2 separate regions of the Homo sapiens genome follow, and region 1 is linked to region 2. A link is a loop called in an ENCODE intact Hi-C map of the cell type or tissue named here. Cell type or tissue: PC-3. All regions are shown on one strand. Each heading gives the region's core, and the rest is flanking DNA. Links, peaks and the distances in the headings are about the cores only. Region 1 overlaps LHX4 (LIM homeobox 4). Region 2 overlaps ACBD6 (acyl-CoA binding domain containing 6).

Region 1 (2,918 bases), core at 248-2,747, 88 kb after region 2:
TTCTTTTTTTCTTTTTTTTCCCCAGGAAACGAGACTTCATTTCTCTTTAACTGTACAAAATTTACATTGTGAAGGATGAGGGCAACGATCCAGAGCTGAGGGGATCTGGGGCTTTGAGGTCTGATTGCAAGCTCAGAGCAACTTCTGGAATCCCGCAGCCCTGAACCTGCTTGTTTGGCCGAACACAGTCCTCAAGTGGGAAAGTTGGTGTGATTCTTGCCTCTCGGTGGGCAATAGATGAGAGTGGGGGTGTCCTTCCTCTGTTCACCTGTGCTCTGCCTCCCTAAGCAAAGGAATGCTTGGTGCACCTCCCAAACCTGCAGCTGTCTCCTTACCAGAGCTAGCAGCATGAAACTGTGCTTTTAGTGTGGTCCTACCAAGCAGAGTGTGGATGGGATGGCTTTGCTGAGCTCTCTCTTTTTGGCTCCAGTCACTCACTGTTTAGAACAGTTGGAGCAACTACTGCAAAAAGGGCCAATTGACCAATCCAAGAAAGAAGAGAGCCAGTGATGTGCTTTTCATTTAGCTTTCAGCATGCCCAGAGCCCTTCAGCAGCAGGCAATAAAACAAAACTCATTTCCGCTTAATTGAATTTTTCTTCATCTCACGGTTTCCAATTTTTAAAGTGCAGTGTTTAAAAATGAGCCTCCTCAGGCCTTCCAGACCCTGCTGGCTGGGGAGGTATGGTCATTATTTTCATGGTTATAACCAAGTTGTCAGTCGTGGCACGTGGAAGTGTAGGTGCAGAGAGTGGACTGTCATACAACACACAGCCTTTGCTCATCAGAAGCCTTGAGCCCCCTCCTGTAAAGAGGCAGTTGGAAATCACCAGTTTGAGCTTCTGAGATAGGAATGTCTTTTGTTTTACAGATTTCTTACACTTCCTTGCAAAGTGAGTTTAATGATGAAGATCTAATGGCCCAATTATCTTACTAGGTTTCATGTTTTACACTGCCCCCCCCCAAAAAAAGTTTAAGGACACTGCCAAATGGTTTTCTTGTGGCTTAATTTTTTCCTCTTTCCCTGATGTTTCACAGTATTCATTTGCAGGAACAGTGTTATCAATGATAGTTGATCTTTATTTTACGTTATATTCATAACTGTCAGATGAGACAAGAAAGAGAAAGCACAAAGACTGAGAGGAATTTGCCTGAGGTTGCATAGCAAGTCCTTGAAGGGCCAAGAACCTGACTCCCAACACTGATTTACCCATCGGGCCAGCTTCTTAGCCCTTAAATCTGGTATTTCCTCCATGGTTTCATTACGTTCCAACAAACAGAGATTCCTCCATAGCCCCTCAGTTTCCATTTTGCTTATACCAGTTACCACTGGAACTTGGGGTTTTAACTAATTTGCTCCTGGATTCAAGAGCTTCCTACTCTAAAGTCGACCAGCCAGGCACTGCAGATAATGGTTGCCTCTAGAAGGTCTCATTTCATTTTTAAAATTCATCCATGTCATTTTAGCAAGGGGGGAAACAGCTACCATGTAGCACCTTATACCCCATAATAGACTTCCAAGCAACAGAGGAGTGCCTCTAAGAGAAGCTAAAAGTAATGAATGCCCGGCTTTTCTCCATTTCCAAACCCCAGAAGAGTCCTGTCATGCAATGGCTCATTAGTGGCACCAGCCCACCCATAATGCTAACCCAACCTGTAGGGAGATCCATTTAAAATCTTAGACCTACTGTGGCTGTGCTTCTAAACAGGCAGCAGTGTTTGCTGCTTTCTGGGGAGGTGGCTCTGGAAAACAAAGCTCTCCTGGTTTTCAGGCCAGTGCTCTCAAGGGTTTTTCCAGCTAACCAGCCCTACTGATGCCAAAGAACTATTGACCTCGTCAACTGCTCACTGAGTTCCTCAAGAGATTTATTATATTATTAGTATAAATGAGGAAGGCCTCTCCTTCCACTATTGAACTGGGAATTAGTATGATTAACTTACAAAAACTGGTCAACTTACTTACAGTGATCTTAAACAGTGCTACACAGAGGAGGATGCCCCCCCCCCTTTTAAAAAGCCTGCTCTCCCCCACACTATACTCACCAAAAACTTCAAGGGCCTCTGAAATCCCATGAGTTGCTAAGCCAAATAGTCAACCTGCAACAGTGATCTGGGTGGGCAGCTTTTCATCTGGTTCATTGCCCAGCAGAGCCTTTTCTCCTGTGTATTTTAAGCAGCCTGCTAAGAAGGGTGTATTTAAAAAGCCATCCTCCAAAAAGACGACTGCATTTTCCTTTCCTCACATGGCATTTGTGTCTTCCTCCCCACCCCAGTGTTCATGATTGGAGAATTCCCAATAGCACAGAATTGGCTAGGATTAACACAACATCATCCATAAACATGGAACCTCAAGAGAAGTGTCTATGTTTGCAGACTTCTCAAGCAAAAATCATGACCACTGCAGCACACCAAAAAACGAGGGTACGCTATAAAATTGGTCAGAGAAGAGGGCCCGAAGGCTGATCCCGGAATTTACTGTTTTAAAGAACTTACTTAATTGAACTTAGTTTAGTCCTGGAAAAGGGCTTACAAAAGATGTAGCAGTCCAAGAGGAACTGTGTATTCTTCCTTTAGTCTGCCTATGACATGCCTAAGTCTTTGCAGTCCTCAAAAGGTGACCAACCATTCGTAGAAGGAAGGGTCCTTAGGGTCTCTGGCCCCATCACTTCATGTGATAGGCAATGCCTTCTCACCCTTTCCTACTCTGCTGATCTCATTTAAGAGAATGGGAGGCCAGAAGAAGCAAACACAGCTTCCCAGAGGGACAGGAATAAATTCCAGCTGGCTAAATTCCAGTTTGCACATGGAGAGCTTCCTGATGGTAGATGGGTGCACAAGGTGGGTGGGAGCTGCAGCACCATTCAGGACAGCGTTTCCCACAGCAGTGCAGTCTGTCGCAGGAGTGGCAACTCGTAAAGC
Region 2 (2,918 bases), core at 245-2,744:
AATAAGTTCCTCATATCTTCTATATTATATATAATGAAATTCATATATGTAGATGACATTTTATTCATCAGGCTTTTCCTTTCAGTGTAACTTTTAACCCATATTCCTATTCACAATTTTGTTTAATCAGTTATTTCTCTGTCATTTTTATATTGAATAGTCACTTCCTTTGCTAAGTTTATATCTGAGAATGAACAGCTGGCTCACAGTACAGTGTGAATCAAGTTCAAATTACTCTGAGTTCAGAGAACACCCAGTGTCATCTTATTTTTACATCTAACTGAATTATAGGACACTGTCAAAGTGTTATGACCTGCTATAGTAAATTGCTCCTTCTTAATGGTCCCCTGGCTACATTCTCTCTTGGTACTGCTATTAACCAGAAATTGTTGACATTTTGCACTATTGTAAGCTTGAAAACAAAAGAATTAGTTTTTATCCCCAGGAAAACCTACCGTCTTCACCATAAAGGTTTCTAAATGTCTAAGCTACCTACAACTGAATCATAACATTTTGTAGTCTAAAGTTGATGGTACCCTCAGAATTGAATTAATTCTGTAATTCTTTCAATTTTTAAAATGTCAGGCAATTCTTCCTCATTGAATTCAGGAAATTAGTTAATCATCTGCCTTAAAAGAACTAACTTGTTTGAATGTTGAACTGGTGGCTCATTGATGGTTTCTGAGATGTACTATTTAAATAAGTATGTGCATGTTATAAAATATATTTGGCTATGCCTAGTGTTGCTAAATTTTAAATGTTCTTTTAAATGTAACATTATAAGAACCAATTAATGATGAAGGAATTACACAGAATAACAAAATGCTTGCAAATGAGACCAAGCAATTTGCTTAGTTATACTAAGTAAACAGAGTAAGTTCTAGAAATGGTCAATATTGCTTTTGATCAAACTGATATACTCAGAGTGATTAATGCCTGAAAGATGGGAAAAAGATAAGAAAAAAAAGACTCTTCAAAGAAAAGTAATTTTTCCGTGAAATAATTATAGAATATGGAGCATATTTAAATATACTTATGGACCATATGCATGTATACATGTATAGAGATTGTTTATGCACAAATATCATCAGTAGAAAATTTGACGGCTATTGTGGACCGTAGGTAAACAATGAGATGGCAATGTAGTGTTGCTCTTACAAAGCAAATTTACTGCTGCCATTACAGTAATAGGAATATAATCTATAAAGGCCAGGGCAAAGTACTGTTATATACATAGCAATTATTAGGATGTAATTAATATAAAACATAAAGCTTAGATTTTTGTATTTCAAAAAGGATGTTGATAAATTTGAAGACTCCAGAGAAGGATTTTTTAAAATCAGTAGTTTGGAAATGGAGTTTTTGAGTAAAGTCTCATGGTCACAAAACAGTATAAGTCATGTGCAGCCCATAGATCTGTTTTTGTTTGACACCTGTAGTGTTAGTCCACAATTTATTTATAATTAACTGTCAGTTAATTTCATATAAAAGTACAGATTTTAGACTTCTCTTGAAAAATCTGCAAATATGGCAATCGTGGGCACGTTCTTCTATCAACTAGAGCTGAGTACCTACTGCCCTCTGTTGACAGGCTTTGAACTCTTCAGTTTCCCTGACCCAGTTGACCTCAGTCTTTTATATTTTTGCCTGAAGACTTTTGAGGAGTTTATAACCTTGTGTTTGGAAAGACTGTGTTTGGAGTCACGTTACCTGAATTCCAATTTCTATTCTGCCACTAACTATGACCTTGAATAAATAATAATTGTAAAATCTTAAAAGTAGGAATTGGCCAGGCGCGGTGGCTCATGCCCGTAATCCCAGCACTTTGGGAGGCCAAGGTGGGCGGATCACGAGGTCAGAAGATTGAGACCATCCTAGCTAACACGGCGAAACCCTGTCTCTATTAAAACTACAGAAAATTAGCCAGGCGTTGTGGCACACGCCTATAGTCCCAGCTACTCGGGAGGCTGAGGCAGGAGAATCACTTGAACCCAGGAGGCAGAGGTTGCAGTGAGCCAAGATCGCGCTACTGTACTCCAGCCAGGGCGACAGAGCAAGACTCCATCTCAAAAAAAAAAAAAAAGATAGAAAGGAATTTAAAGATCATCTGGTTCAACTCCCACCTAATGCAGGACTCCTCTCCACTAAATTTCCAAAAGATGGTTAAGCCAGCTAGCCTGTCTGAAGATTTCTGTTTACTTCACAAAATAGCCTATTCTGTTTCAGAAAGTGCTAATTATTAGAAATTTCTCCTACCTGTTAAATCTATGTCTGCTTACCTATAACTCACTCTCGTTTTAGTTCTGACTCTTAAAACTATGAAGAAAAGTTGTATCTCCTCCCTTCCAGGTGTCAACCGTTCTGTTATTTGAAGACAGTAGACATTTTCTTCCTAAGTCTTCTCCAGACTAGTTTCACCAACCTAGTGGCTCATTACTGAATCAATGTCCCTTTTTAAACATGTAACACTAAAAATGTACATTATATAAGATGTCTTATCACTGGTAGGGAACAGAGTAGAGCTGTAACTTAATAGATGTGACATCAAAGGCAAGGTGTCTGCCTTTACTGTTCCTCTTAAAGTGTAGCTTATTTGTAAAATGTGCTAGGCCATCAATAAGTGAATGGTTTTATAGCAAATCACTGTATAGATGTAGATATTATATTAGCCCAATATTAGCCAGACAAGTTATAGAGTTTCTTTGTAGACTTAGTGCCCAGTCTTTATTGTAGCATTGTTTTAAATATTTGCCATCCCTTTTTTTAAAAAGGTAAAGAAAAAGCAGGAAAAAAGGCTTAGACACATCTTGTATTCTTGTTGGTATCATGGCATTTGTCAGTGTGTTCATACTTTTTAATTTTCTAGTACTTGCCGACTTAATCCCATGAGCTTACTTCTAATATCAGTAAAGGGTATG

Evidence for each region. A loop is a pair of places that touch in the nucleus more often than their neighbours do. Peaks named below come from ENCODE experiments on the same cell type or tissue, not always from the same donor. Only the 100,000 strongest peaks of a DNase experiment are listed, where the experiment ranks them.
Region 1: it touches region 2 in a loop (3-fold over the local background); 1 of 110 quality-filtered maps calls a loop at or near these places.

The regions. Positions count from the first base shown.
Region 1 is chr1:180,275,923-180,278,840 of GRCh38, reverse strand. It overlaps LHX4 (LIM homeobox 4), which reads right to left. Exons shown (of 6, transcript NM_033343.4): 6 at 1-2,918. It also overlaps a transcript of ACBD6 not described here. Among named protein-coding and RNA genes, the nearest start is that of LHX4-AS1, 2.7 kb to the right of the region's middle. In PC-3, for the core only: no CTCF peak of the experiment used is centred there; no DNase peak of the experiment used is centred there; H3K27ac peaks cover 416 bases.
Region 2 is chr1:180,363,902-180,366,819 of GRCh38, reverse strand. The region is part of intron 6 of ACBD6 (acyl-CoA binding domain containing 6); the gene reads left to right. Among named protein-coding and RNA genes, the nearest start is that of MIR3121, 73 kb to the left of the region's middle. In PC-3, for the core only: a CTCF peak has its summit at 1,567 (motif pointing left); no DNase peak of the experiment used is centred there; H3K27ac peaks cover 580 bases.